2 separate regions of the Homo sapiens genome follow, and region 1 is linked to region 2. A link is an interaction called in ENCODE POLR2A ChIA-PET data of the cell type or tissue named here. Cell type or tissue: MCF 10A. All regions are shown on one strand. Each heading gives the region's core, and the rest is flanking DNA. Links, peaks and the distances in the headings are about the cores only. Region 1 overlaps MAML2 (mastermind like transcriptional coactivator 2). Region 2 overlaps MAML2 (mastermind like transcriptional coactivator 2).

Evidence for each region. Peaks named below come from ENCODE experiments on the same cell type or tissue, not always from the same donor. Only the 100,000 strongest peaks of a DNase experiment are listed, where the experiment ranks them.
Region 1: POLR2A ChIA-PET joins it to region 2 with 5 read pairs; 9 of 35 experiments call an interaction of 5 or more read pairs at or near these places.

What each region holds. Positions count from the first base shown.
Region 1 is chr11:96,318,998-96,335,432 of GRCh38, reverse strand. All of the region lies in intron 1 of MAML2 (mastermind like transcriptional coactivator 2), which reads left to right. Among named protein-coding and RNA genes, the nearest start is that of MIR1260B, 14 kb to the left of the region's middle. RefSeq lists enhancers at 2,592-3,092, 9,678-10,877. In MCF 10A, for the core only: no CTCF peak of the experiment used is centred there; no DNase peak of the experiment used is centred there.
Region 2 is chr11:96,114,734-96,131,168 of GRCh38, reverse strand. The region is part of intron 1 of MAML2 (mastermind like transcriptional coactivator 2); the gene reads left to right. Among named protein-coding and RNA genes, the nearest start is that of MTMR2, 200 kb to the right of the region's middle. RefSeq lists a cis regulatory region at 5,873-5,886 and an enhancer at 5,807-5,951. In MCF 10A, for the core only: no CTCF peak of the experiment used is centred there; a DNase peak (open chromatin) is centred at 8,288.

The DNA of each region.
Region 1 (16,435 bases), core at 669-8,668, 210 kb before region 2:
ACCTCGCTTCTTAGGTTCACTGGGCCTTCCAGTGCAAACAAGAAATGCCCTGTTGGTAAAAGTGTTTATACTCTCTTGATGTGTAAATCAGTCTTCCCAACAAATGAGTTTGCCTGTATACTAATGTGGAAAAGGTATTCTCATTATTAAAAAAATCATGAACAAAAATTCGTGAGAAAAGCATTATTTTAGATGGTCTTTGAGATGTACTTATTTCCTTGCTTGTAATACAGATGTGTTACAAATTTTTTACTTGCCTTAAGGTCCAGTTGGATACCAGTTTCCCCCATTTAGTTCTTGTTTACAAGGGAAAAGTAAGGGACCCTAAGGAAAGATGGCAAAGGAGAAAAGCCAACATCTCCCTCCTCCCTGATTCATGGCATGATGCTTGGATGCTGACGGTAGTGAATGGGCTATTGACTAGCTTCAACCTTGGCCTACACATTTGTGAGAAACAGAGGTAAAAGAGCAAAAGCTATTCCACTTCCCTATAGAGGACATGAAGAGAGAAGTTCACATATTCTCCACAGGTTGAGGACAACTAGAGAGCTGGACCCTACCATAGCCAAATTACTGAAGGAATGGATATGAAAATGGGCAAATGGCAATACTGACACATGCTACAGCTCTCCAAAGGTCTTAATGTTTTAGCAAAGGTTTTAAACTCTTACGTCAAGATTGTATGCATGGGTCCTTTTTAGAGTTTGGGAAAATATTCATTAATTCAGTAAATAATCTTTGTACAGCTCTTCTGTGCCATGAACTGTGCCAGGAATACATTGATGGACACTTCAGTATAGCCTTTGCCCTCTTTGAATTTACAGTGTAGACGGGAGGTGAGTGGGGTTAGAAATAGAACTGTTACAGTTGGCTTGTGTAAGGAGGCAAAGAAGCATAGCAGTTAAGAGCCTGAGATCTTAACTCTTAACTCTGAGGTGAGACGACCAGATTTCAAATCACCCCTCTAACACTTAGTTGTGTTTTCTTGGATAGGTCAATTAAATTCCCTTGCCTCAGTTTTCTCGACTGTGAAATGGAGTGATAGTAATAGAACTAACATCTTAGAGCTGTTGATTAAATTTAGCAATTGCCTAGCACCTCGTAAAGGCTCAATAAATTTTAGCTGTTATTATTAGTGTGTGAAGTAACATACCTGAATCAGATTCATAGGTTTCCCAGCCCAGAATTGTGTTTCCAGTAATGCATCAGACATTTAGAGGAAGAGCATGGCTTTTCTCTTTAATGTTTACTTAAAATGGTTAGTGAAGAGTATCATATTATCAGTTCCCTCAATAGTTGAATATGGAGACATCACCTGGGATAGATTTCCATCTCCCTAGAATGTTAAATAGTGTCCTTCTTGAGAATGGGACCAAGTACTACCTCTTCCAATCCTAAGATTCTAGGACTCCTAATCTAGAAGTTGAATAGAGTGAATGTCCTCTTGACTCCTTACTTCTAGAATTCAGTCTGGGTTTCCATTCAGTTACCCAGCAAGTGTGGAGTGTGGGCTTAGTAGGTAAATGAGAAATTTAAACCATCTATTGGGAGTTTTGAATCATTGGAACCAAATAGACAAACTTACCAATTTAATTGAATTATTAATTGAAATTAATGAATAATTCTTAAGTGAATTTGGTCCTAGAGCCACAAAAGGTTAGACGCTTCCTACTGTGGAGATTTAAATTTATGCTTTTGAAAGCCAGATCCCTGGCTAAAGTTGCTAATTTACTGCATCTGCAGATGAATAGGCAACACAGATTTGCCGTCTTTCCAACCCTAAGCAGGAGCATGTTGAAATTTCCATGCCTTGATGTGGCTCTCACCTCAGAATCTCTTTACTCAGTACCTCCTCAAGTGCGGTTTTCCATAAAAAACATGAGGAAGATGTTGCCAAGGGTTCAAAGCAAGTTTTATTGATGACGATTCTTAATTGAAAGCATGGTGTTTCTATGAAGTGACAGGATTAGAAAACAAATAGTCTCCATTCTTTAGTAGATTATATTTGGGCAAGGATGGATTTATTGTCCAAACTCAGAGCAAAGAATGTAGTCAAAAATTTTTATCTTTTTTTTTTTTCGCTTACTCCCCATGATTTAACCTTAGATTCCTCCCCTTTCTTGAGGATAATAATGCTTAGGAAATGTAGTGTCAAACATAGTTGGGTTGTTTTGTTTTTAACAGTGTTCTTGCTTCCTGAGTCATTCTGGCAGATTCATACATTAACATGGAATCATTAACATTTTTGCTTTAAAATTTCTCTTTTGTCAGAAATGTGGCTGAGTTATATTTGTAATTCTTATCCAGCCCTCTAATAACTGTCACCCACATGAAGCCCAACACCTTAAATGCCTCATTGTACAACAGAGTTCTTTTCAGGTAGCTCTCATAGATTTCAGTAGAAAGTTAATTACATGTCTGTTTCTAAGAAAATTCAGTTAAGGCAAAAGTCGGCTACAACCTCTAATAACTTACCGGGAGTCTGTTGGATACACAGTATCTCTTAGAGTCCTGGTAACCAGGGTGCAAAGAAGTAGCTTAATTGAATACAATATGTACTGTACTGTGTCTTACTTATGTGTAAAATGCTCATATCTGGAGGTCACTGGAGTCTAAATTATGTAAAAATAAAAACATTCTCTGGCTAAGCAGCTGAGAAATGAGGATTTTTTGTTGTTGTTGATGTTTCTGTTCACCTAAGTTTCTGATACTTGCTAAACCGGCTAAGTCTTGCGCATTTGATTGCCACACCGTGCTACTTAATTTCAGACAGCACAAAGTATGTGCTAGTGTATTATCCCATTTGGTTGTTTCGCAGAAGTGTTAAAGTGCAAAGTGCAGAGATGAGAGTAAACAGGAAAGAGGAGCTATCCTGACAGAAACAACAGACAGAGGCAACCGTTTAGTAAAGTTTGGGCCCAAGTCCTAGAGCCATTGCACCAAAGAGAGCTTCCTTTTCTCCCTTAGATTCTTTGCATGTGGATCTGTTTGCAGGCTCAGTCCCCCAGAGAGTGACTCTGAGCTGTCTTTGTGCTAAATTAAACATTAGTTTTCTCCTTGGGAACCTGATCTTCCATAGACTAGGCAACAATATCTTTCTGAGAGAGCGAGCTCCCAGCTAAGCATTTCCCTCAGGAAGATACTGGCTCAGGAGCCCTTTCACCTCTCCGATCTGCTTAGCTAGTGTGAGTGCGTGTTGCATGGGAATTGTTTTGTCTAACCAGGTCTAGAAGCCCTTAAAGTGATGACTTGTACTTTAATCCTTGGTACAATGCTGGAGGACCCATGCTACTTTAGCATATAATAAATGAAAACAGAGTAGCACCCAGATCATATAAGATTACAACCACACATGGGAAGGAGTTCTGATTGCTCACTGCCTCCCAAATTCTGCACCCACAGCAATGAAAGAGAGTGAGTTGCAAAACAGAAGCCATCTCATTTCTAGCCTTCTCTCATCTCTATCCTGCCCATCCCCCTAGAGGGCCAGTTCATATTAGTCTAAAAATAGGACACTATTCTGCAATTTATAGAGTTGTATAAGCCCTTAGAGAGAAGACAGACCAAATCCTCTTTTCGTAAATGAAGAAATTAAAGCTTTTTTTTTTTTTTTTTGAGATGGAGTCTCACTCTTTCGCCCACGCTGGAGTGCAGCAGTGCAATCTTGGCTCACTGCAACCGCCGCCTCCTGGGTTCGCGTGATTCCCCTGCCTCAGCCTCCTAAGTAGCTGAGATTACAGGCGCCCACCACCACGCCCGGCTAATTTTTTTCCTTTTTCTTTTTTTTTTGTATTTTTAGTAGAGATGGGGTTTCACCATGTTGGTCAGGCTGGTCTCAAACTCCTGACCTCAAGTGATCCACTCACCTTGGCCTCCAAAAAGTGCTGGGATTACAGGCGTGAGGCACTGCGCCTGGCCTTAAAGCTCATTTTTTTATTAAAGAGAAAGCCTCCAAGAACCCATAGCAATAGATCTTGGACTACAGCCCAAGTTTTCCTGACATCTATTCCAGGTTATAAAAAGTAGTCATTTGATTAAGGATTTTTAATAAACCTATAAAAAGAACAGTTAGGGGAAATTTGGTATTTTTATTAATATTTTGGTAGTAAGAGTAGCATGGAGTTTAGAGCCTGTGGTAGATTGTCTTTTTTGTTTATTGTTTTGAAACAGGATCTCACTCTGTCACCCAGGCTGGAGTGCAGTGGCACAATCTCTGCTTACTGCAACCTCTGCCTCCTGGGCTCAAGTGATCCTCCCCGCCAGCCTTCTGAGTAGCTGGGACTGCAGGTGCACACCACCACCCTTGGCTAATTTTAGTATTTTTTTGTTGAGACAGTGTTTTGCCATGTTGCCCAGGCTGGTCTCAAACTCCAGGGCTCAAAGGATCCACCCACCTCAGCCTCCCAAAGTGCTGGATTCCAGGCATCAGCCACCATGCCTGGCTGGTAGATGGCTTTTTAAATGATCACAATGATCCCTTCCACCCCACACGCCCCTTTGTAATGTAACTTTGCCACTCCTGGCATCAAAAAATGGATGCTTTTTTCCCCCTTGAATCTCGATTGGCCTCGTGACTTGCATTATCCAATAACGTGACATAAATGACATGTGCTACTTCTGAGGATGGCCTTTATGAAGCCCTCTTGGAACACCGACCTGATACCAACATGTAAGGAAGCCAGTCTAGCTAATTGGGAGATGAGCATGCAGAGAACCAAGGTGCCCCGACTCTAATCAGCACCAACTGCCCACACACAAGTGAGGCCATCTTGGACCCAGCCAATCTTCCAGCTCAATGTGGCCACACAAGTGAGCCCAGGTGAAACCAGCAGAGGAACTGCCCAGCCAATCCACAGAATTATGAGAAATATTGCGTCATTGTTTTAAGCCACTAACTTTTGGGGTGGTTTGTAAGTAGAAAAGTTTAACAGAATCAGAGCTGGAAAATTTTAGCATGGAAAATGACTCTATTTCATTAGCTGTGTTATCTTGGACTGGTTACTTAACGTCTTTGAGCCTCATAACTCTGCTTTTCAGGATAATAGTAGCTGTCTCAAAAGGTTGTGGGGATTAAATGAGATAATACAGTTTATGAAATAGCCTACAGTTTTGTTTGGTACATGGCACAGCTTAACAAACAGTTTTCCTGCTTTCTCTTTGTCTCTTCTCAATGTATTATAATTCATACAAATTCCCTCTTTGTCAGTTCACATTCACTTCATGTGCATCAACATTCTCCTAGGCTTCCTCAGATCACTGTTCCTCTAAACAGCGATTAATTTTTTCCCTCCTGGGTGATGCTGTCATTCCTTCTAACTACCAAATTTCAAGCATTCTTGCTATACTCCATGGAACACATCTGCCTTCAGTAGTCTACCCTTAAAATAGAAAAGGGTTAACCTCATAAAGATGTCACTCCCTTTGTACTGTTATGCTGCCCTTGGGAGACTCAAACAGCATAGCAAATATATATGGGCAATGTAATTGCATTCGATCTTCTAGGTCACAGAAGACTTTGTTAGCTGGTATAGCAGACAGGGAAAAGTGAGCACATTCCCATCTTTAAGAGCACTGCTTCTAAATTCTGTCACTCTTTTTGATAGGAAATTACCCTAACAGCCTCATTTTTTCCATCTTAGCCTTCACAACAAATAATAAATAAAGAAGGAGTGATATAGTCATACTGTATTATACCTACTTACTATACTTATTCGTAGTGATACTGTATGAGAGTACTGGTCAGGGGATTGGGTATTGAAGGTTCTAGTGCTGGCTCTGATACTACCTAGTAGGGCAATTTAGTCATGTCCTTTAACTTCCTGGTATTTACTTTGCTTCTTGGAAAAACAGTAAGTGGCACTTGGTATGTGGCTTGTATCACTTCTTAGGCCTCTTTTGGTATGACACACTTTGCAGAGTTCCCTGATATTTGATTTTGTTTCTCAAATTTCAGTCTCTTCTTACATATGTTTATTGAGGAAGAATTGAAAGGAGCAGTGACAAAATTGGCAATGTTTTGTAGCAGTAAGGAGGGTCTGAAGTTATGTGGGGGACAAGGTCCAGCCATGGCGGAAGGGGGAGGTCCAAGCCATATTAATTGTTGAATACCCTTCCTAGAAGTAATGAACAAATCACTCCATCTCTGGCCATATTCTGAGGGACTTAGAGTTCCAGTTTGAGAAACACATTTATAGGAGTAGAGTTTGATTCATTAAATTTATTTTTAGAGAGAGTACTGATTTTTTTTCCCCAGATCCTCTCAATTACACTTGTAATATTTCTGTAGGGTAAAGATTCCCAAGCGATTACCCCTTGTGAAATAATTACATGAAACATTAAAAAAAACAAAAAGGAAAATATTCTGTAGAGCCTCTTACTAAAGAACTAACTAGTCTTTCAGCTGTGTACATCCGTCTCTCCATCTGTTTGTCTATCTATTTCTCATATATACATAACAATTGAAAAGTGCAGATTGATGGATGGGATTTTATATGTGTCACCACTTCATTTTTTAAATATGTGTCTGCTTTAACGGGGAACTATAAAAGAGAGTCAAGAAATTGCCCTGGGGGAGGGGAATTCAATCCACTGCCTCTTTTTTTCTTATCGCTAAAACCCTAAGCAGAGAGTATAATCACCTATTTCCCAAGGGCAGCCCTAAGCCCTTAAAACTCAGCTCTGTTTAGGGATTTAATAGAACTGGAAAAAAGAAATGCATGGGATCTGCTTCTAGGAGCAAACCAACAAAGAAAAATTTTCCCAAACGATATTAAATCTAAAGAATTTTTACGGTAACACAGTCCCCTCTCTCCCTCCCTATCTCTTGATTCAGTTAGAGCACAGCTCTTCCAGTCACTTCTTTATGACTCGTACGATCTTGGGGGGTGGCGTGGGGTGTCTGTGGATCACATCTTAGGCTCTGGGCCAGCCCGAGCATTTTTTTTTTCAACAACAGAGCAAGATGTAACTAGCATAAAGTGAGCAAGGTCATTTGGTTGTGGTTGCCATTTTATTTCATTCAAGCTGAGAGTAGACACACTCAGCTTCATTGTTAGGTTGGAGCCATAAAGATAGTGACATTTTTTTCAGTTACCTCTAAGCACCTTAGAATTTCTTCTGTTAAGATTTGCTGGAATTTTAGGTGAAAATATCTTGGTGTTATGCAACATGGCTTTTCTTTTTAAAAATATTAAAATAAAGGAAGTCAAGTTGCCTTTCTTTCCCAATAGATGGGGTCTTACCTTTGCTTAGGAAATATACCTTAAGCTCCCATCACACATATATACACACATGCACACACACATATGCGCTTTGTTTTTGATTGTTATTATTTTGGGGGGATGGAATATCACTCTGTCACCTAGGTTGGAGTGCAGTGGCACAATCTTGGCTCACTGTAACCTCCACCCCCCGGGTTGAAGTGATTCTCCTGCCTTAGCCTCCCGAGTAGCTGGGACCACAGGTGTGCGCCACCACGCCTGGCTAATTTTTGGATTTTTAGTAGAGATGGGGTTTCACCTCGTTGGCCAGGCTGGTCTCGAACTCCTGACCTCAGGTGATCCGCCTGCCTTGGCTTCCCAAAGTGCTGGGATTACAGGTGTGAGGCATCGTGTCTGGCCTGATTATTTTTAATATATATGAACGGAAGTTGGTTACATGAGTGCCTTGTTAGATAAATAAGAATCAAAGAAATACATTGAAGAGTATGGGAAAGGGCCGGGCGCAGTTGCTCATGCCTGTAATCCAAACACTTTGGGAGGCTGAAGCAGGCAGATCACTTGAGGTCAGGAGTTCTAAGACCAGCCTGGCCAACATGGTGAAACCCCGTCTCTACTAAAAAATAAAAAATAAATGTGCTGGACACAGTGGCAGGTACCTGTAATCTGTTGAGGCAGGGGACTCACTTGAGTCCATGAGGCAGAGGTTGCCGTGAGCCGAGATTGTGCCACTGCACTCCAGCCTGGGTAACAGAGCAAGACTCTGTCTCAAAAAATAAATAAATAAAATAAAAGTGTATGGGAAAGAAGATCAGTTTTGAAGGAAGTTTCTCCAGAAGACAAGAACCTGCCAATTACAGAAACTAAGGAAAAACTCCATTATATTACAATGATAAGTCTGGAGTGACAGGAGACCCCCATTCGGGTCCAGGCTTTAACTAACAGGATGACCTCGGGGCCAGTCATCCCTCCTTTGCTTCTTTATTTCCCCATCAGCAACCCACACGGGTTGGATTCCCTAGCATTTTGCTTGGCTGCATTATTCTTGTCGTACAGGATTCAGCTCAAATATCACCTCCTGGAGAGACCTGCCTGTCTACCCTAACTAGAGCAGACACACATGACTGATCTCCTTCTCTCGCGAAATCTCCCATCATGTTATCCCATTACAGAGGTTTTGTTTTCTTCATAATTTTTATCACTATCTGAATTATTTTGATTCTTTGTTTATTTGTGCATTTCACGTTGTTTCCTATATTCCGTTCAATGTAAGCTCTATGAGACCAAGAACCTGGGCAGTTTTATTCACCATAAGTATTCCAAGCCCTAGTGGTTCCTGGCACATTTTGTATTCACAATAAATATTTGTTAAGTCAATGACCAGATGAATGGCTTTTAAACTCAAGATAGTTTTTTTTTTGTTTTGTTATTTATTTATTTATTTATTTACTTTGACAGACTTTTGCTCTTGTTGCCCGGCTGGAGTGCAATTGTGCGATCTCGGCTCACTGCCTCAGCCTCCCGAGTAGCTGGGATTACAGGGGCCCATCACACCATACCTGGCTAATTTTTTGTATTTTTTCAGTAGAGACGGGGTTTCACCATGTTTGCCAGGCTGGTCTCGAACTCCTGACCTCGTGATCCACCCGCCTCGGCCCCCCAAAGTGCTGGGATTACAGGCATGAGCCACCGCACCCAGCCTAAACTCGAGATAGTTTTTAAGACTTTCAGCAAAGGGATATAAAAGAAAGAAGGAAGGGCATGCAATTGGACTCCAAGGTCTTAACCTCTTGTTTATGCATTTAAAACACACACACACACATACATGCACACACACACACACACACACACACACACGCTTTAGTGTGATTAAAAATAGAGTTCCAGTGCTACAACCATTTGAAAAGTACATGGACTAGATAATCTCTTAAAATTCTTCCCAGGTTTAAATTCTAAAGCCCAGTCTGCCATAAGAGGAAAATGTTGGTGCAAGGAAAAAGATGATGGAATAGGGTTACAGATGTTGAGTGCCTACTACATGTTGGGTCTTGTGTTGGGTCCTTGAACCACACAAGGACAGAGTTCTTGTTTAATGGAGTTTACATTTTAATGGGGGGGGGGCGGGGTAGACAGAGAGTAAACAAACAAAGGAACAAGAGAAATTTAACGGTGATACAATGCACAGCTCTTTGTTCCTTACTTCATATGGCTAATTGGAGATTGATTTGGGTTAATTAAAAGAAAGCAAATCTGGGAAACTCTGTGGAAGGTGATAACCATAAACAAATTTCTACCCACAGAGCTAGAAGAGGGGTTTCTGTGCCCGTGGCTGCTCCAAGCCTGGACATCTGCCTGCACAGTGGTCTTTTTGGCCCAGGCTGTGTGCTACTTTGGCCAGTCTGTGTGAAATGTTGATTCCGACATTTCCAGGGAAGAAGGTGGTCTTGTCAGCATCTTCTGTGCCTTGGAGCTATTGTGATCATTTTGTTAGAAATCATCAAGTTTTGAGAGTTAAAGAGAAACTGCTGAAAGGTACGGTTTGTGAAGGAGAATATTGTTCCTCTTTATAGAAACAGAAAAAAAAAAATGATCAGTGTCCCAAGGAGGTACAGGCATAAATCTAAGGAAGATAACTCGCATTTGTAATGGTCATAATAATAATATATGTACATGACCTACAGAGTCCTCACAGAAACCTTATGCTATCACTGAAAAAGATGGAGCTATCTGTAGTTTACAAATGTGAAACAGACTTGGAGAAGTTGAGAAATGGTAATAATATCTTACTTTTGAATAGCAAATTTGCAGTTTATGGAGTGTGTTATTTCATTATTTCAGTTTAAACATCATTTCAGTTTCTTCTCTGGAGTATTACTACCCTCGTTTAAGAGACAGGTATGAGAGGCTCAAACTTGTCTGTGCTAACTCCACTAGTAAGCATCAGTCTACCCCTGGGGCTCCTGGACCTATGCAGGAGGCACAAAGCTGGCAAAGTTGAATAGCTAAACCCCAAATGTATAACTAAATTTGCAACTAGATGGGGACGTTGAATGTCTTCAGCTCCCAGACATACACCCACACATAATTTGAAGCAATGACTCCCCTAGAAAGAATGGCAATCATGAATGGAATGAGGATGTCAGACACCCAGGGCACACCAAGTCTAGAATAAGAGAGGCTGAAACAAGAGTCTTGTTTTTTCTTATTTAAATCCAATAATTTGTAAGAATACAAGGCAAGATGAGAAAACCTTTTAATGTATGAAAGCCCACAATTTGGTACCTGTATTTCTTGTGGGTCCAGTCAGCCAGCAAGTCTGAGGAGCGAGGGCTACAAGGTCATTATGAAGAGAAACTTGATCTTGAATTAAAGAAGTAGACTCTTCTCTGCCACCAAGATTGGTCTCTTAACTTTTTCTCCTTACCATTGCTTATTTCAGAATGAATATATTAGATGGAACTTTAGGGAGAGACCTGAAGCTCTTTGCTGAGAAGTGATTTTGAATCCATTCAGATTCAAGTAGGGAATAGGTTTTTTAAGCCGATGAATGTTTTCTCATTACCTGGAGAAAATGTGGGGACTCATAATCGGTGGGATTTTGCTTCAAGGTGAAGATGTGCCTTCTTATTTATTTTTGTATTTCCATGGCCTACAATAGTGTCAGACATCTATTACACAAGCATTCCATAAATGTGTGTTGAACTACCCTGTGGCAAGCATGAATTTTTAAGGGACAGCAGTTCTTTATATTTCTGTGGCTGAATGTATTGTACACCAAATGTGAAATACTGATCTTCAAGGCATCCTTTTGGTTCAACACATTAAAAAAAATAACATGTATTAAGCGTTTATCATGTTTGGCACTCTTCTAAGCGTTTTCTGAATGTTAACATATCTTTGCAATTATACTATGAAATAGGTACTATCTTATTCCCATTTGGCAAGTGAGGAAATTGACAAATTAGGTGAAGGAAGATGCCCAGGTCATGCAACCACAAGTGGTGGAGTCAGAATTTGAATACAGCAGGATGATGCCAGGGCCAAGGTTTCTAATCATGACTTCGCACCTCGTATAGGAGCAGATAATTACATAGGTATTATCAGACTCAACTTACACATGGTCCAGGCCTGAATTTTGAAGGCAAGTGCAACAAGACATTTGAAAGCCAATGACAATTAGAACTAACTGCTAATCTAAGCTGCAGATGAAATTCAGAATGAATGTCTAGGGGCCACAGATTACTCTTTGAGACTGTTGCCAGTCGTCTCTTTTCTAAGAGGTAGAAAGTGCTTGAACACGTAGAGCCTATGAGTGACACATGTTTTGACTGGCATTCCAGGGTAGCTTTCAGTAGCCACCTGGAGGGCTGTGTGGAGGATTCTAAGGCCATACCTACGCATGATGGGAAAGACAGCTGTGGTGGTTCATTGTCGACATCTGCCCTGCAGGCACAGAGAAGGCAGCATGGCTGACCGGTTTCTGAGATAGATTCTTCAGGGTTGAGGAATCCAAATCTGGAGCATAATCCATAGAGATTCCGGATGAATTGTTAATTCCCATGAAGGAATGCATCAGGACCAGATTATACTGTGAGTGGGCCTCAAATCTATTTATAGAATAAGTTTGGGTTTAAATAAGTTAATTCATTGTAAGTGCCTTGAAGACAGATAAGTTCCTTGAAGACACAAAAACCTCTTATCTCTGAGCATGCAGATGGGTTTTTTTTTTTTTCAGCATTTTGTAAAGGGCAATACAAACTCAGCTTCACTCCCTCGCCAACCTGCAACCAGATCGTTCTTCCTAAGCACCTCTTACATGGAAATTCTAAAGATACCATTACTGTGGTGAATATTCTGAGGGAAATTCTCTTTGGCTAGAAGGAGCAACAGAAACGTACAGATGTGTTTAAAAAAAATGGATACCCTAAACTTACGTGATCACTGGAACCTTCTTTGGGGAATCACATTTTTCTATAAGCTGCCTTTTAAAACATTTTAGCAAGTATGTCTTGAGATATTGTATCTAAGCCCCACCCTCAGCACTAGGAATGGAGTGGTGAATAAGATAAGTTCCATGGTCTCTTGGAGAGTGCTTTTTTTTTTTTTTAAACCAGTAGCCTCTTTTCATGCTAGAACATAAATGATCCAGCTTCTTGAGTTTGTGAGTTCCCTAAATTGAATACACAACTTTGTGCGATGGCATATATGCATTTTCAGTGTGGACGCATTCCACAGTTTCGTCAGATTCTCCAGGGGTTCCAAGGGCGAAAGAACCTGAAGCCTAGGCCTGTGGAGATGGGAAGACTCCACTAATACTAGGCACACTGTGATTCTCCACTCTACACAACAGCTAACTCTAGGACATCCGGCATTTCCTTTCTTTGTGTGTCTGTTCATTCTAGTTTCAGGAATCTGAAGAGAAAGCAAACGTAACTTTCTTCATGCCTAACATATTTCCTTTACGTTGGACTTTTGTTATCTATTTTGTTATCTATCTAGGCATTTTCTTGTTTCTTTTTTTTGAGACGGAGTCTCGCTCCGTGGCCCCCAGGGTGGAGTGCAGTGGCGCGATCTCGGCTCACTGCAAGCTCCGCCTTCCGGGTTCACGCCATTCTCCTGGCTCAGCCTCCCTAGGAGCTGGGAATACAGGCGCCCGCCACTACGCCCGGCTAATATTTTGTATTTTTAGTAGAGACGGGGTTTCACCGTGTTAGCCAGGATGGTCTGGATCTCCTGACCTCGTGATCCGCCCGCCTCCCAAAGTGCTGGGATTATAGGAATGAGCCACTGTGCCCCGCCCATTTTCTTCTTTTCTAAAAGGCAGTCAGTCCTCAGATAGCAGCTGAACTCTTTTCATTCTCTTTTGCAGTTCAGGTTTGAGCCCAGTCCAACAATTTTTTGCTTTATTTTTAAGTGACCTCTTACCATTTTCAGGCTTCCTCCCCTCTCACCTTGACCTCTAACTCCAAATTTATGTCTCCTTGTCATTGTGGGGAACTTCTTGGAGAAAAGGTTAAAGCTAAGTTGGAGCTCTGTCTCGGGCCTTTCATAGCAACACTGACTCTTATTATTAGCGGTGCACTCCAGGCTGCTAGAGTTCATATTTTGGCAGTAGACCATCAAACACCCTATTTTTAAGAGCCTTTAACTTCGTTGTAAACATGTGCTGTGACTGGGAGCTTATTTTCTTTACTCATATTTACCAAAAGCAATTTAGCTGTTGAAAAGTTGCTATAAGGAAAAAAACAACAACAACAACAACAAAAAACTCGGCCTTCAGGAACATTTTTCCACTCATATAACTCAAAACTGTTCATGATCTTTAAAAAAAATTGGCATTTAGTTGTTTGATGGTCCAGTCATATTGGTAATTTGAAGGGAAGAAGAAATGGAACTGCTAGGTCATTTTGCTATGACAAATGTCCATTAAACACATGTGGAGGGAATAGTGTTGGCCACACATATTTTATATGATTGACCAGAACAGAATGGCTCAAAGAAGGCAGTCTAGTATACTGAGTAAATCGTTTTGCCCTTAAAATCTCCTATATTTAGAACAAAAACCTTCTATAGACATACTTCCTGCACACTCTAAATTCTGTAGACTCTACTAGTCCCATTAGGAGAACAAATAATATCCCAAACGCCAAGCATCAGCTTGTACATGCACTGATGGATTATTGATGTCTGAGGACCTTGAAAAAGAATCTACAGAAATATGATAAAGGAAGGAATATCGCAAATATGTCTATTTCTTTTGTCTCTGGAAGGAATTTAAGCAAGTGTAACAAAACACATAGTAATCTTTTGAAGCGGTTGTGACTTCTGGCCTTCAAGCGGGAGCTTTAGGAGGAATTTCAGTGTTAAAAAGGAGAGGCTTGAACTTTGACATCTTTCTCTCGTGATTTAAGATTCTAAAAGTAGTGTTAGGCAAATTCTTATATTCCAGCACAGGAGAAACACCAGCTTTCCAAGAGGATTTAGCATTTCTTCATCCCTTTAGCAATACAAGAGGGCAACTGTGCTCAGAGGTTGGCTACATTTGTGAAGTGGGAAGTATAGAAAGATCTGGAAGTATGTTTTCAGGGTCACGAGCCCAGTGGGCAGCCATATGCTGTGGAAGTACCTTGGCCTGGAAACCCTCCAGCTAAATGATGAGTGTGTCTTTCTACACAAACCCTATTTGAAGGCATGTTGCTGCAGTGTTGTTTTTACCCCTCAGGTAAAATGTTATTTTCTACCCCATATCCGAGGCAGATAAGCCCTGAAATTGGCCAGCATGTGGATTCCACATGTTTTCTCCCACTCTTCCAACTGGATGTGCTCTTGAAAACATTGACTTTCTTGGTCCTTGTCATATGATATGTTTTCTTATTGCCATACTTCCTGCTCTGGTTTTTCCATTTCTCTCCATTTCAAGTACTTTCAAAGACAAGAATCTTCTGGTTGTAGCAGGCATTCATTTGCTACAAATGCTGGCTGTTTTTCCAGGCATAAGAAATACACACACAAACACACACACATCTCTACCTCACAAACTCCTATTCCTGTCTTCTTATAGTAATAATGAATTGAAGACTATCACTGTACATTAATCTGGAAATTGACAAGAGAATGCCTCTATACCAGCAGAAGTTGAGTAGGGTAAGGGGGAGATATAATACAATCAACCCCCAAGTGGGAATTGTCTACTCCACTCCTATTAGATCTGCTCAGAGATGAGAGTGGATGTTCTGCCAGAGCCATTTCCAGAGTCAGCAAAATGTGCTTCTTCCCTGAGTTGCCATGAGCTTGAGTATACCAGAGGGCTAGAGAACAAACTCAAAATTATATTCTTTAGTCAGCTGAGCAGAGTTGCTTTGGAGCTGTGATGAGTAGTTTCATGTCTAATGACTCCCTTACTCCAGCCTCCCAGTGTGTCAGCAGACCCCTGACTGTACTTCATTGCTTAGGTTTGCTGTGGTGGAATTTGTTAGTTGACAGGTGACATAATCCAATCAATATAACAAGGAGTTCATTCCACTTCATTCCATTTTCCTCCTTGTTGAGTTGCAAATATTTCATAGATATATCCTAACTCATAAAACGCCTTTGGTGGGAAAAGTATCTTTGGAGTTGTGTCTAGTTTGCATGTCTCTTATCTTTCTGGCCAGCATGGCAAGTTCACTGTAGCTTCTGCAGAATGAGCTGGTAATTCTCATCAGTGAATGTTCTCTGCATGATTTTTTGAATGAGATGCCACTGTAGGTACTTTGCCAAATTCAGAAAAATCTCAACCACCTCCTTCTGAGAGTTGGCCTTCAGAATGTACGGACTGTGGTATGCTCATTGGCATCCTAGTGCTTGTTGCAATAAAAAATTATCGGATTATTTAGTTTTATGGGTTATGATATTTCCCCTAACCTAGAATTTAAGTTCCTGAGAAATTAAACTAGAATCAAAATTATTTAATGTCAGCAGGAAGATTTTTCCTAAAAGTTCACAAGAATATCTCCTCTCTCCTTTGGGGGAGATGTATACTCCTCCTCCACATAACCATAACATCACATCTGGGCCCTATTGTACCTATATCTGTGCATAACTAATTCAATGAGTAGCAAAGCAAAAGAGACCATAGCAAGACATAAAAATATATCTTGTGTTTCAAAAGCTTCTAGGAGGGAGAAGAGTTTGTAAAATTGAGCTATTATTTTAAAATTCTCTGATGGCATGACTTTTTGTTCAGAAGATAGTTTCCAGTTGCCATGCTAATAACATGACAAGATTAATTTTAGCAGTTATCTATTGCTTTGTAACAAATTACTTCAAAACTTGGCAGTTGAAAGCAGCAAACATTTATTATTTCACACATTTTCTAAGGGTCAGACTTTTGCGAACTGCTTAGTTGGGTGGTACTAGCTCAGGATCTCTCATGAGATGGCATTCCAACTACTGGTTGGGGCTGCAGTCCCCTCAAAGCCAGGTTGAGGATGGAGGATCTGCTTCCAAGTTCACTCCCATGGCTGTTGGGAGAAAATCTCAATTCCTCACTGGCTGTTGACCGGAGGCCTCAGTTCCTTGCTGTGATGGCCTCCGTATAGGCTGCATGAGTGTTCTCAAGCAGTTAGCTTTTCCAGAAACAGTGATCCAAGAGAGAGATCAGTATAGAAGCCACAGCATTTACAACCTTATCTCAAAAGTCACACATTTTCTCTTCTGCCGTATTCTACTGGTCACAT
Region 2 (16,435 bases), core at 4,722-12,721:
GAATGTCTGGAGTATCTTTTTATTTCTACCCTGGACCCTGCTGATATTTTACCCATTCTCCCAACATACATCTTAAATAGTGTTTATTTTGAGGTAGTTCTCAGACTTTCTGGTAGTTGTGATTACTCTCGCTACAGATTTTGTATAGCTCTGTTATGAAATTTATGCTTTTGTCTTTCTACCCCTAATTAAAGGGATTGTTTCATCTTTGTACCTCATTCCATGCCTAGTATGGTAGGCATTTAATAAATATTTCTAACATAGAAAAAGAATTAGGTTTTTTTGGATGGTCCTAGACAATTGGTGTAGGACAAAGGGTAGAAGTTAATAGGAAGCGTATTTTAGTTCCATTTTTTAAAGAAAAGAAAATAACGTTTTAATTACTAAAAAAAAAAAAATCAGAATAAACAATTTGGTCAAGTAAAATATTTCCCTCCAAGTAGTTAAGGCAAAGACTGAAGGACCATTTGTAGGAAATGGAGAATCTTTCTATTTAGAATTTTAAAATCTTAAATTTTTTTCCTTGTAAAGAAATCTCAAGCCTTGAGTGTAAGAATGGCAGATGTTCTAACTATAGCAAATAATTCTTAAACGCAACTAAAATCCAACTTATAGATTTTACTTCATCTTTCGTGTCCCTAGATTGGATCCTTTCTTCAAGATTAAAACAGCAAGCCATGGTACATATTATGGCTTGGCAAGCTTAGAGCATTTTGGAATCTTCTTACTTATCCCTCTCTAACTTCTTGCCAACTGGAAGATTGTGATGAGACAGGAGGTAGAGAAAGCTGTTGAGTGAGGAAGCAGAAAGAAGTATCACATATCCTTCTTGAGTTTCTGAACCATGTTATGATTTCACTAGAAAAATGACACCCTTTTGGAAGTCCCCTTGAGAGGAGTGGACTTAGTGAAGCAGGTGGATCCTCTGGTTTATCTTCTGCACAAGAAGCCCTGCCTGGGAGAACTGACAGCCTTTTTGGAGTCCAAGTGCCAAACACCCACACACACAGCAAATGCCAGGAAGATAATCTTCACATTAGGTGATAGAGCTGAAATATTCCACAGGCTTATATCTCCATAGCTGTGGAACATTTTATCTGCCCATTATTTTGTTCAGTTATGGTCTCAGAATCATTATAATATACCTGGGCTAGTATAATCTTGAGGTAATGTCCTTGTACTCAGCTGCAAGATGGTAACTTTCCATTATACCTAGTAGTTCTTAGCCTTGGCTGAAGGTTAGATCCAAATGGGGAGCTTTAAAAATTACTGATAGTTGGGAAGCAGTAAACCAAATATTGCATGTTCTCACTTATAAGTGGGAGCTAACCATGGGTACACATGGACATAAAGATGGGAACACACCAGGGACTCCAAAAGTAGGGACAGAGGAGGAGGAGTAAGGGCTGAAAAACTTCCTGTTGAGTACTGTGTTCACTATCTGGATGTTGGGATCAAGAGAAGCTGAACCTCAGCATAACACAATATACCCTTGGAACAAATCTGCACATGTACCACCTGAATCTAAAATAAAAATTTAAATAAAAACAAAACAAAACAAAACAAAAAATTACCCATAGTTGTGTCCCACTACCCACCCCTCCCCCTATTTGGATTTAGTTTGTGTGGATTTCAGCACAGGTGTTGGTATTTTCAAAAGTGCTCCCAGATGATTCTAGCATGCAGCCAAGGGTATAAAGTAATGATCTAGAACAGTGGTTTGCAAATTGTGGTTCCTGGATGAGCAGCATCAGCATCACATGGAAACTTGTTAGAAATCCGGATTCTTAGGCCCACCTCAGACCTGAAACTCTAGAGGTAGAGCCCAGCAATCTGTGTTTTAAAAAGTCCTCCAGGTGAACCACTGGTCTATAATGAAGAGACCTCTTCTTTACTTATTTTTAGAACATCTTTTTTGAAGGAAAAGAAAAAGTGAGAATCTGACCAATTCAGTGTATGTATGTTCAAGGTGGGGTGCCATTTTTCAGACTGGTATAGAATAATGCAAATCTCTAAGTTGAACATAACGGCTGCCCTGAGCACCTTTTTTCCATGTATGATTATTGGTAAATCTTGAGTTAGATACTGTCCAGTAGATTTGTGCCATGTAGATGGCTAATCTGGCTAATGTATAGATTACCCCCATCCCCCAGATACATGCACGCAAAATGCCTAACAATGGATTGTCCTCAAAAATAGACTATACTGTAAAATTTCAGCCTGAGCCATACTGAGACTCCATGTTTTATATAAATAACAATTTTGGACTTCACTCATACTCTATACTTTTTTCGTCAATGCCACCTGCCAGTAGAATTCTGGTTTGCCTTGAGTTGACAGATTTACATTTGATTTATGCTTCATTCATTGCTAAAGAGTAAAGATCACTTAAATGCCATTTTGCCCTGTGATGAAACATGTCACTAACTCTACATTTGAGCTGTTTCCATGTTTACTTGTTTATTGAGTTATTTACGTGTTTATGAAGAGTGGTAATTGTAAATTGAGAGCACAATCCCACAAAAGGTATTGGAGAGCCCTAGGTGCACCATGCCATGTAAACCTGATAAATAGGAAGCTGTGTAATATCTTAGTGTCAGCAAACTCTAACACCAGTGTCAGTGGGACAGATCATGTGTGTGTCAAGCAAGAAGATGGTGTGGCATATAAGGTTGATATGTATATGATGATACCAATAAGCAAATGATGAAACAAACAAAGGCCTTCCTTCTCAAGATTTGGTGTGTGAACTAGGAGTATTTTTTTTTCCCGAGACTGAGCCTCCCACTGTCTGTTGCCCAGGCTAGAGTGCAGTGGCATGATCTTGGCTCACTGCAACCTCCGCCTTCCAGGTTCAAGCAATTTTCCTGTCTCAGCCTCCCAAGTAGTTGGGACTACAGGCATGAGCCACCACACCCGGCTAATTTTTGTATTTTTAGTAGAGATGGGGTCTCACCATATTCGTCAGGCTGATCTCAAACTCCTGACCTCAGGTGATCCACCCGCCTCGGCCTCCCAAAGTGCTGGGATTACAGACGTGAGCCACTGCACACGGCTGGATTAGGAGTATTGATAGCACCTGGGAGCTTTTTAGACCCAGACACCCAGTCCGCATCCTGTACCTGCTGAATCAGAATCTACATGGTAACAAGATATCCAGGTGACTTGTATACACACTAAGGTTTGAGAAGCACTAAGCTAGTGATTGTTTCATAAACAGTGTCTATTTTCTTCTTGCATTACTGGATTTGAACATGCCACTTCTAAAGCAAGCAGTCTGTGGTTCTCTCCATTCTGACGTTTCCAATGGAAACAGTAGGGCCACTAGGATGGGAAGTCAGCAGGAACAGCTGACCAAGAAAGGAAGTTTAGGTTGAACAAAGGTTTGCTTCATTTTTATTGCCCCTGGAGGAAGAACAATACTGTACAGAAGCTGTTAATGATGGGCTGGATTCGAAGGCAGTAATCTGTGCCAAAATCCAAATGTGTTTTTACTCTAAACTTCTCTCCAGATGTCTAGTTATACTCCAAAATTTCCAGCTGGTTAGAACCCCATAGAAATGGCTGGTCACTAAAACATATTTAAATATAAAATATATCCCTATTAACTTCATTTGCAATTTCTTCTACTCTTTTAATAATTTCATTAACTTCCATTAGCCAGCAAATTATTTGGCGCTGATGGAAAATGTCTAGTTGACCTTGATGGAGAGATTTTAGTGGAGACTCTGCTCTGTTTAACAGCTCACTCAGGTAACTATGGCAACTCTCCATTTCAGTTATGAACATGTCATACAAATCCTAAGTGAAAACAGCCTCAGCCTATCAATCCTTTTTAATAAGTAATCTAACAATAGTGGACCATTCAATCCAGAGAAAAGACTTTCTTTTAACTGAGCAATAATTGAAATGGCACTATGCAGGGAGAGCTATGATCTTAACATATTGGCCAACCTGTTAGCATGATTTCCTTGTGCACACTTCAACAAATCACCCATCCAGTTGAAACAGATAAAGAGAAACCACATGTAACTGCTTAGGTAATTTTGCCCATCAACACTCTGCACCTTTCAAGCTGAACTTTACGAATGGTTTCAAGAAACAGTGGGTGTGGTTTCCCTAATTTGCAGATGGAAACACCAACACCGGGTCAACAAGTGATGAGACTGTGTTCTATGGCAGCCTGTAGGAACCGCACCTGAGATGACTGCACTGGCCATACTGCTCAAGCCTTTTTCTCATACCTACCATTTGACCCCCCCCATGTCCATACCACATGCACTGTCATCACGCTTAGTTCTCCATGTTTTTTTGTGTTGTTCACCACTATATCCTAAGGGCCTAGCAAGGTGTCCAGCGCATGAGAACTGCTCAATGACATTTGTTGAATGAATCAATGAATATATAATTGGATTTATATTGTTTTTCAGCCAATTTGCAATAGTTGTCCTCCTCTGTGCTTTCAAAGCGCTTCCCAGTCTCTAAGATCCAATTCAAGCACAATGTGCTGCCTGAAGCCTCTTTAATTTTCAGTCTAAACTAACACCTCGTCATCAGAATCCGGATACAGTACTTGCTTTCTCTACTATTCTATTTTTTTGTTTTGTGAGATGGAGTCTCGCTCTGTTGCCCAAGCTGGAGTGCAGTGGTGTGATCTGGGCTCACTGCAAGCTCCGCCTCCTGGGTTCAAGTGATTCTCTTGTCTCAGCCTCCCAAGTAGCTAGCTGGGACTACAAGTGTATGCTACTACACCTGGCTAATTTTTGTATTTTCAGTAGAGACAGGGTTTCACCATATTGGTCAGGCTTGTCTGGAACTCCTGACCTCAGGTGATCCACCCGCCTCAGCCTTCCAAAGTGCTGGAATTACAGGAGTGAGCCACCAAACCGGGCCTCTCTGCTATTGTTTTTACTGCTGTCATTTTCTCTCAGAAAATCTTACATTCTTGTTTCTATACTTTATCTTCTCAACACTCTGAGTTCCAGAAGACCAGTGACAATGTCCTATATCCCTCAGATCTCCCAGCATAACACCTTGCACATCCAGATGCTGACTACATAGTTAGGGCTTATAAGTCAGCATGTCACGAAAGTATTACGACCGTATCAGAAGGAAAGCTTTTTCCTGGTGTACCAGGAAAGGCTCCACTTGAAGTCTGAGTTCTTGTTCTGAATGTGAATTTGGGGTTTCTGTAGGCCAGGGACCATAATGGGCCTCTTTGCCACTCTTGTTCTGCCCACTAGCACAATTACAACCAGAATCTACGCCCTTTGCTTCTCAGCAGGTAAATGTCCCATAAAGAACGCTTTGATCCCTAACTTTCTACATCAGCCTCATGGCCAAATTCATATTATTGCTGGGTCTAATGCTGTACAAAAAAAGCCTTTCTGGATTATGACAAGGAAAGGGAAGAGGAGATGATTAAGAGCCTTATTTTAGGCTTCTCTCACTGGAGGACCTTTACTCATTGCCTTTCACTTCACCATTAGTAACATGTCAAGAGCTGCTTGGATCATAAATAACACGAACCGTTCATGGCACGGAGAGCAGAGAACAGGCAGATAGTACTGACACACGTAGGATTTCGTAATATGTGTGCCAACCCAGCACACACACTGCAGAACCTGCTTCTCCCCTGTCCACTTGCCCAGACCCTGGAGAGACTGGGTACACAGATGTCAGGATTCTCTTTTGTAAAACTGACGTTTGTCTGGTGGGGGTCAGAGCCTTCCAGCGGTAGCCACCCACTTGTGTTACAGATGTCACCTCATGCCTCTCCTGCACCTTCCCCTAACAAGTCTCAGATGCTGAGACTTGGAGATGGGAAGAGTATTTTTGCACCATCTCTGCACAGTGTGGCTCAGGGACCTCACAGCCTAAAGGTCACCCTGTGCAAGGCAAAGTGCTCCTGCTTGAATAACCACAGTCTTTGTCCAGTGTCTATCTCTTCCCTCTCAGTTTATTTGCTTCTCTGCCTCTACCCCTAAGAATCTGTATAAATAATGAGCTTCTCAGGTCATTCAAGGGCAACTCATTAACTCCCTTAGGAAAAGCCAGCAATGTCTTTTCTTCCAAAGTGGTGGCTTAATGGCCACAAGCAGATAATGCTTTATAAAAAGGTAATAATAAAATAATAAAATGACTCTCATGTGATATGTAACAAAAGGCCCAATTTAGGAGACAGGTGTCAATTAATGCGGCCATCACTCATTCTTACCAGTGGATGACACAGGAGGAAACAGAAGCCAAAGAACCTAGGATTGAGAATATCTTGAGAAAGCTGCATCTGAGCATAATACATAAGCAGCTTCTTTTTGCAAATCATGGCAGGTTTTGCATTTGATTCCTCGTTCTACATGGACCCTTTTAAGTATTTTCCTGATCGGTGGTCCTTCTTCCCTCCTCTCATGCCCTTTCACGAGGTGTATGCACATCCGTTCATGTGCAGTCTCTCTCTCTCTCTGTCTCACACACACGCACACACACGCGTGTGTTTAAATAGACAAAATCATAATGATGGTAGTGATGATGATGATGATAAGGAGAAGGAGGCCTGGTGTCTACAGAACTTTATCCTTTGAGTGTGCATTTTCATGGATTAACTCAATAAATGTTTAAAACAACTCAATCATCTTTGTTAGGTAAAGTAAGTGTTATGGTTTACATTTAACAGATGAGGAAATTGGGGCTGACTTGTTAAAAAAATAGTAGTAAAGCCAGGATCAGACTATCTTTCTATTCTTCTTCTTAGGTGGTTCTCTTACCATAGCACACTGGAATCAAACCAGAGAACATCCTGTGTCGTAATTACTGGCTAACACACCACTCCTCCCCACCTAGCTGTGAGTGTTCAAAGGCAGAGACAGGTCTTATTCATGCCTATCTCCCACTTCCAACACAGAGGAACGCTGTGTATGGAAGAGAGGGAGAGAAGATAAATGCCTTCTGGAACATTGGTAGAAACAGAACCTAGAGGAAATAGTGTAGGAATCAGTGGGCCACAGAACTGTGACAGCCATTTCTAAATCACGACACCTGCTGGGTTTACTCCTTTTTTTTTTTTTTTTTTTTTGAGACAGAGTTTTGCTCGTTGCTCGTTGCTGGTTGCTCGTTGCTCGTTGCCCAGGCTGGAGTATAGTGGCCCGATCTCGGCTCACTGCAACCTCCGCCTCCCGGGGTCAAGCGACTCTCCTACTACAGCCTCCCGAGTAGCTAGGATTACAGGTGCGTGCCACCATGCCCGGCTAATTTTTGTATTATTAGTAGAGACGGGTTTTCACCATGTTAGGCTAGTCTCAAACTCCTGACCTCAGGTGATCCACCTACCTCGGCCTCCCAAAGTGCTGGGATTACAGGCGTGAGCCACCATGCCGGCCGGGTTACTCTTAATTTCTGTCTGTGAAGCCGATGTCCTCCTCCCTCCCTTCCCCATCTGTGCACACTGTTCCTCAGCTTACAGAAGTCTCTTATTTATAAAGGCTGCAGTGGCTGCTAATTCCCTTGTTTCCTACCTCACCACTTGGTGATTCCAGAGGAAACTCTGAATAACTGGTGCAACCTTACTATAAAGCAGGCTCTAAAAATGTCATCATATCTGAATTCAGACTTCTCTGTACAGGACGGAAGCACCGTAGCCTAGTTGGGGGCACTGCATGTGACCACAAAGCTAGACACGTGTGGGCTATTAACCACATCAAAGGCAAATGGTAAATTGCCAGCCCCTTTATTCAACAAGCATTACTGGGCTCTTACTAGGTGCAAGTCTCTGGATGAGTTGCGGAGGACTCCATGAACACCCAGGTGAGCTCCCTGACCTGGAGGAGCTGTCACCTGTAGAAGCAGGCAGATACGTGAAAAAAAAAAAAGACTGTAAATGTCTCTCAAGCACACCTTGCTCAGGTATATTGTGATGGCATTTTTTTGGAGATCTAGTGGTTCCTGCCTTTACGGGGCTGCTTAGGAGCTGGCTATGACTGCAGTCAATGGTGTGGAAGGATGGGGATTGAAAGAAGAATGCTTCCAGCAGTGGGGGCAGTAAGACAGTGTGAGAGAAACAGACATGGGCATCTCATCATCTTAGATCTCCTTCCTTGATTGTCCTGTGCACAAAAGTATCCAGGAGTAGAAGGCTGGACTCTCAGCATTGAATGGTTTTGAATAGATGGATTCAGCCAGCCCATGAGTCAACTACAGTCCCTGAAAGGGAATGACATCACTCAGAAATCCTTGCTCATCATGCCCATCAGGCAAGTGGGTATTAGACCTGCTGTTCCAGCACCAACACCTTAAAGGATATTCACTATGCATAATGCAGGGGCTTGCAGCTTGTATTTCCTCTGCCCTGGCCATGATCGTGGATCACATTTCACTTACATGGGGCTTTCTGAGAACGAGACTGGGCATGTAAAGAATGGTATAATTGAGCTTTTCCCTCTTGGCTGGAATCTGTGGTTGCATTCCCTCTAAACCACACAGAATTCTGATTTGCTGCCTTGGATTTTACAGGGTCCTCTGTGAAAAATAAAAGCCTACAGGTGTGATAGTTTACTGCAGCCTTGGAGATAGAATTTCTTATGACTGAATTGCTTATATTTTCTATGGGGAAAAAATCTCATACACAAACATGCACGTGCACGTGCACACACACACACACACACACACACACACACACCCAGCCTAAAAGATTTGTATTTGTCCTACATCCATTTCTTATGCAACTCCCTTCTTTGACTTTCTTTCCCGTTCTTTATGACTGCTCCACAGAACCCATATACAGTAGGGCACTTAAGTAGGCTGAAGGATTTTCTGCAGCTCCAGGGGAGAGCAGAAGAGTTTGGAGAATCACCCTAGAGGAAAAAAAAAAAATCTGCAGGTTTTCCACCCCTTTAGTAGAGAATTAGGTTTTAGAAATTCAGAGAGATTATCTGCAAGTCAGGAGGCCAAAGCATAGCTGTATCTACATGGCTGGAGAATTGTGAGCTTTTCTGTGCTGTCGCCCCAGGGCAGTAGTTAACATACACAGGTCAGTTCTCAGGCCAGTTAAAATCATAGCAGACAGGGGCCGGGCGGGGTGGCTCACGCCTGTAATCCGAGCACTTTGGGAGGCCGAGGCAGGCGGATCACGAGGTCAAGAGATCGAGACCATTCTGGCTAACACAGTGAAACCCCGTCTCTACTAAAAAATACAAAAAAAAAAAAAAAAAAAAAAAAAAAAAAAAGCCGGGCGTGGTGGCGGGTGCCTGTAGTCCCAGCTGCTAGGGAGGCTGGAGCAGCAGAATCGCGTGAACCCGGGAGGCGGAGCTTGCAGAGAGCCGAGATCGCGCCACTGCACCCCAGCCTGGGTGACAGAGCAAGACTCCGTCTCAAAAAAAAAAAAAAAAAAAAAAAATCACGCAGTTGGGAATATGGAATGGACACAAAATTAAGGGCATTGCTTTCCCATTTCTGCCTTTCTAGTCTTCTCTCTTTTTTTTCTTTATGTTGCGAAAAAGAATGCCTCACTGTGGTGACCTGAAAGATGCCAGAGCACTAGCCCATTAATCAGAACAATTTTATATTAATACTGGATGAGTTCATTATGATTAATAAGGAATACTTTGATAAGCTGAAATTTAAATTTGAAGCAAGGCAAAAATAATATGGTGCTTCTCTGAAGCATGTTTATTGAGGGTTTATTGACACTTCACCAAAGTACATGTCTGTTAAATGTTTTTTGCCATGTGCTAATAATATCCACTGGACAAATCCAATTCTTTCCTTCCTGTTACTGGGGAATCATGTCTCCTTGTGTTAATGGCTTCCCCCATAGCAGGCAGTTCAAGCTATAATTGAACAAATATTGAACGTCTATATCTCAGTGGAAATATACTGTAATGAATATCCCTGGGAGTCTGCTTATTTCTGACCAAGATCTGAGACCACTGGGGTGCCAGAGACTCTGAGAAGCCAGCGTCTCCCAGGGCCAAAGATGGGGTTTGGATTCTCTTCAAGGCTGGTGCGGAGTAGGGGATCTAGGAACCTTTCTCTCTCTCTCAGAAATGAGCCTGTGACCTGGAATAGCATCCAAAGTATCCTTCACTCCCCCCTGACTCTGGCTGCCTTCAGATTACTACTTTTTCGTTAGTTATGAATCTGGCTACCTCCCAAGGGACTGTTGCACCATTTTCCCATCTTGTAGGTTCAAAATCACAGCACTTGCCCTAGAATTACTGAGTAGAGCAAGACACTATCCCTTGAGCGATTTGGAGGCAAGAACTAAGGAAACATGAGGATCTTTGTAATTTAACTGCATTCTTCGGTTTCTCCTTTAGACTCTGAGAATCCTCATCCTCTAGGTCAGTGGTTTCCAAACCTCACTGATCATCATCATCATCATCCAGGGACTCTTTTAAAAATACAATTCTTGGTCCCCACTTGGCCGATATTCTAATTCAGAAGGTTAGAGGGAGGAGGGGAATGAGGACAAAGAAAGGGAAAATAACTGACAATTTGCTTACCCTAGCGTCTTGCTCCACAGCCCTCCACAGATGTGATTTATTTTTTATTATTCATTACAAAGACTTAATGATATAATTATCCAAAAGCAATTAGATGCAGAGTGGAAACAAAGTGCTTAAGGAGCTGGGAGGTAGACTTACTAACAAAGAGGATGGAAGAGTAAAGTGTCACCGTGGTGCGATCTGTCAGGATCTGGGCTTCTGGCTTCATACCTGAGCATGTGGAGAGGACCTCTGTTGGGGTCATCAGGGACAGCAACTGATCACACAGTTTCCATCTCAACTTCCCAAAGAAGCAAGTGCATATAGATTACTCCTGATCCTTCAGATCTGCAGTGGACCATGGACCACCATGGCAGCCTCTCTGCCTCTACTCAGCTGTTGCATCCTCATACCTTAAGAATCTGAATCTTCTTGGCCGGACGCGGTGGCTCACGCCTGTAAACCCAGCACTTTGGGAGGCCGAGGAGGGCGGATCACAAGGTCAGGAGATCGAGACCATCCTGGCTAACACGGCAAAACCCTGTCTCTACTAAAAATACAAAAAATTAGCCGGGCGTGCTGGCAGGCGCCTGTAGTCCCAGCTACTCGGGAGGCTGAGGCAGGAGAATGGCGTGAACCTGGGAGGCGGAGCTTGCAGTGAGCTGAGATCGTGTCACTGCACTCCAGCCTGGGTAACAGAGTGAGACTCCGTCTCAAAAAAAAAAAAAAAAATCTGAATCTTCTCGCAAATATATATTTGTCAGACTACTATTGTAGGCATTAGGGACTTAATGGTGAGCAAATTTAGGGCCTATGCCCTCTCATTGAACTTGCATTCTGTTAGGAGGAGAGCTACAATTAATATTTAAATAAATAAAATTATTACAAATCATGATAAGTGATTTGAAAGAAACGAGGCACTGTGATAGAAAAGAGGGTGTGTGGGGAAGGAATAGTTAATTAAAGGAAATACAGTAGCTCTAAGAGAGAGAGCCAAGTGGTAAATAGAGCCAGGCTTACAGGAGTTCTAGACCCAGCTCTGATAACTGGGTTATGTGAGAATTTCAGCAAGTCGTTAAACTGTGACTGTATTAGTTTCCTATTGTTGCCATAACAAATTACCACAAATTGAGTCGCTTAAAATAACTTAAATACATCACATTACACTTCAAGGGGTCAGAAATTGAAATGAACCTCACTGGGCTAAAATCAGTGTCGGCCGGGCTGCCTTCCTTCTGGAGGCTCTAGGGGACAACCTGTTTCCAGGTCTGTTCCAGCTTTGAAAGGCTGCCTGTGTGCCTTGGTTCATGGCTCCCTTCCATCTTCAAAGCTAATGTAGCATCTTCAAATCTCATTGGCTCTCCTGCCTCCTTCCTTGTAAGGACCCTTGTGATTACATGACATTCACCTGGATAATCCAGGCTAAACACCTCATGTTAAGATCCTTAACTAAATTTTAGAACACAGTCTCTTTTGCCATGTAAGTTCACATATTCACAGGTCCCAGGGATTAAGGCATGAATGTCTTTGGAGGGGATATTATCCTGCCTACCATAATACTGCTTTTCTTTCTCCTTATAATAGGGATACTGTGATTTTCCTGACCCACCTCACAGGGCTATTATGAGAATCAAATGCAGTAATGGACATAAAAATGTTTTTACAAATGGTAAGAGTCAATAGATGTAGAAGGAGTTTTATCCTTCTTTTACTATGGAGAGACAGAGGGTTCAGAGTAAAAGAAGCATCATGGAATGAAACAATAGGAAAAAGGTACTAAGAGTAAAGGTTAAAGGGGGAGGTTGTGTTTAACCTAAAGGAAAAAAAAAGAATTTTTTTTTGTCTTTGATTATGTAGAAATACTATGACAAGGCTGTTCATCGGACATACTCATGTCTACTACAGACCAAGCAAGAGGCAGGAGATTTTTTTGCATCACTTCTTGACTTATTCTGTTCCTTTCCTCCCTTCAAGACCTAAATCAGAGCCAGAAGATTGTTCCTACCTTCATTATTGTGGATCCATCTCTCCATATTGTTTTCTGTTAGCCCTTTTCATGTCTTTCTTAGTTCAACAAACATTTATTGAGAAATTACTATATGATGAGTGTGTTAGTCCATTTTCACACTGCTATAAACACATACCTGAGACTGGGTAATTTATAAAGGAAAGAGGTTTAATTGACTGAGAGTTCCACATGGCTTAGGAGGCCCCAGGAAACTTACAATCATGGCAGAAGGCATGAATGGAAGCAAGGCACGTCTTTCATGGCAGTAGAAGAAAGACCGCAAAGGGAGGAGTTTCACTTTTAAACCTGAGAACTCACTCACTATCAAGAAAAACCATGGGGAAAATGCCCCCATGATCCAATCACCATGGGGATTACAATGATTACAATTTGAGATGAGATTTGGTTGGGGACACAGAGCCAAACCGTATAGCTGGACATTGCAGTTGGGAATTTGCAGATGAAAAAGACAGTCTTTTCGTGCAAGTAGCTTGTAGTTTAGCATGCTCTCCTAGAGCCCCTATCACTCACTGCCTTGATTTATAGTTATTGGTGTATATGTTTGCTTCCTCTACCAGATGATGTGCTTCCTGAACACTGAAATCAAATATAAGTCAACTTTGCATCTGCCATGACCCAAGCCCAGTGTCTTACAATTACAGGTTTCACAGATGTTGGGTGAATTCAACAGAATGATGAATTCTTATTCATCACAATTATTTCTTACAAAATGAGGGTGCTTTTGGAAGTCTTTGATCTGTATATATATAAAGAAGAGAACAGAAGTCTTTCTGGGATAGTTTGGAGTCACCTGGTAAAAGGCAGAGCCCTAGACCAAATTATTTTTTAGTTCTTTTCCAGGCTTCTTCTTATAACTCTGATTGTCTTGATTAAGTACAATTTTTAAGTCCTGGGGTGTGGTGAGCTTTCAGCAGATTGTAGACCATTTTTGTTCTAAGAATCTTCTGGTCTAATCTAAGTGGAAGATTGTATATTGTCAAGGTAGTGAAGGGTTAGTTGTTAATGATGCTTATTTGCATATTTCATTCTTGCTGCAATACTTTTCTCAGCACAAGAGCTTTGTGCTGGGCATGGTGGCTCATGTCTGTAATCCCAGCACTTTGGGAGGCCAAGGCAGGTAGATTGCTTGAGCTCAGGAGTTTGAGATCAGCTTGGGCAATGTGGCAAAACCTTGTCTCAACAAAAAATACAAAAAAAAATCAGCTGGGTGTGGTGACATGTGCCTGTAATCTCAGCTCTTCAAGAGGCTGAGGTGGAAGGATCTTTCGAACCCAGGAGGTTGAGGCTGTAGTGAGCTGAGATCACGCCACTGTACTCCAGCCTAGGCAACAGAGCGAGACCCTGTCTCAAAAAATTTAAAAAAAAAAAAAAAGAGCTTTGCAGCATGACAGATACTGGGTATGTCAAGGAGTCCAGTTGCTTTGTGAAGGTAATCCAGTTATGGAAATTTGCAAGGCTAGTGGTGTGCCCGTACCTTATTGACTTCCATATTTTTTTTATTTCCTTTCTGCCCACATTTGCTGTAGATTCACTTCCCTTGGGATGCCCTCCCCTCACATCTCTGCTTATCTAAATTTTATCTATCTTAAATTGTCCCTGTTTAATCTCACAAAGAAAAATACTGGGATTTACCTTCTGGAGATAGTTCATTCAGATACCTGAATTAATGGCTGTCAATTCAATTCATCATTTGTTATTAGTAATCATTAACTTCTTGCTGATGTCTTTGCCTTTGTTCTTTATAAAACGCTACTTAGCTTTTGTTGTCCTCCTCATGTGCTACGTATTTTATTTCTGTGTGTTTCTCTTACAGGCTACTATAGTACTTTGCACTTAGTAGATACTCAATATATCCATTATTGAGTGATTCTCTTGATAAACTAAAAGTTGAAATCCTCACTCTCTTCGCCATACATATGAATCATCACCATATTCCACTGAGGGGAACACATTCAAGCTAAAGGAATCCACTTGTTTAGTAGAAGCACTTTGGAAACCTGATTTGTTTTCCCACCTTCTTCCTCCCAATCCTGCAGAGATTCTGAGAGTTCAGCTCCATATGTCCCAGTGGCTGAACACCAGAAAGCTTAGCAGTTGAGTACAAAACCTGTCTCTAAATTACACACACAAGCCAGGACCTCCTACTTGCCATGTTGTCAGACCAGAGTAGAACACAGAAAAGGTACATCGTGCTACAGGCTGACTCTGTTTGCGTCCCACTGCAATACAGGGAGCCAAGAGAATCCAAATCTTCAGTGTTATAATATGGCCCTTCTGCAGGTTGGGTTGGAATATCTGAGTGTTGTCTTTGTCGTCTCTTGTCAGTCATCCCCAGAGAGAGAAGCATAGAGTACATTGAGTCCATTTAAGAACCCACCCAGTGAGAAGGGACATATGCAAATGTTAGTGTACAGTTAGAGTCTGATGAGGAATAAAAAGCATGTAGAATTTCAAGCAGAATTGCATTATTCACACTTATAGCGGTATAAAGAGAAACCAAAAAGCACTGCCCTGCCTCCAACTAAGAAAACATATGTTATTTACAGGAGCTTAATGCCCCTCTGCTGTCTGTGTTGCTACATTAGAATCCCAGTAGATACCTAGCTTCCTGGCCTCAGACTTGTCAGGGTGGGGAAAAAAAAGTTTACCAGCTTTGGAGAGACCCTCTCAGCCCCAGAGTCTGATTTTCATAGATATGCTGAGATAGCTCTTCAGGTTCATCAAAGCCAGTTTCTTTGGGGACCTATGAAAACATTGCCTGAATAGACACTAAGATGGGATCCGAACACTTGGTCCATTCCACCTCTCAGTGCTTCAAGTTGAGATCCTGGGACCTGGAATGCTTGTAGCTACCTTCTTCTGATTCAGGTATCTACTCCACTATCACCGACCATCCTATAAAACAGAACTCTCCCTTCCCTTACTGTGCTTTATGTTTCTCCAGAGCATTCATCACTTCCTGACATTTTATGTATTCATTGATTGTCAGTCTTCCCCACTGGACTCCAGTGACTCCTTGAACACGTGTATGACAGAGCCCAGCACAGAGGTATTCAATATTTGTCGAATGCTTATACTGATCAGACCCTGCAGGAGGTAACAGATGAGACACATATTGGTCAGTTGAATTAATTTAATTTCTGAGCCAGGATTACTTGGAGTATGAATGGGGTTTAAAAAAAAAAAAATCCGCCAGGTGTGGTGGTGGATTACATGTCTGTAATCGCAGTGCTTCAGCTGAGGCAAGAGATTTGCTTGAGACCAAGAGTTCACGACCAGCCTGGGCAACCTACAAAGACGCCCCCATCTCTACCAAAAAATAAATAAATACATAGCCAAGCATGATGGTACACACCTGTAGTCCCAGCTACTTGGTAGGCTAAAACAGGAGGATCTCTTGAGCACAGGAGTTTGATGTTACAGTGAGCTATGATCAAGCTACTGTACTCCAGCCCGGGCACAGAGCAAGACCCCATCTCTTACAGAAAAAAAAAAAAGCAAAAAAAGACCAATAATCTACCTCACAGCACCAAACATTTAATATGTACCCCTTAAACCTCACTACCTTGTATCTTTGGATCTTTGTATGCAATTCCCATCTGTGACCTATGCCAGCCCATGAACTTCCGTGTCCTCTCCTGAAGAACCTCAGCAGAAACGTACTTCTGACAGCTCAGTTTCTAACCAACCTCCATACCGGCTGCCTCTGCCTCACTAGAGATCTTGACAACAGTCTTTTTGATCCCAGCCAGCTCACCTCTTCCCTCTCCACCCTCCCTACTCCTGTTTATTTCTTTGCCTATTGGGATCAGAGTTCTTGGCTCTGTTCCACATTCCAGGTATACTTAATCCTTGCCATGGTAGCTCAGCAGATGGGGCCTGAGCCTTTTCTACTGACAAAGACACCTATGTGGGGCCCTCAAGTCTG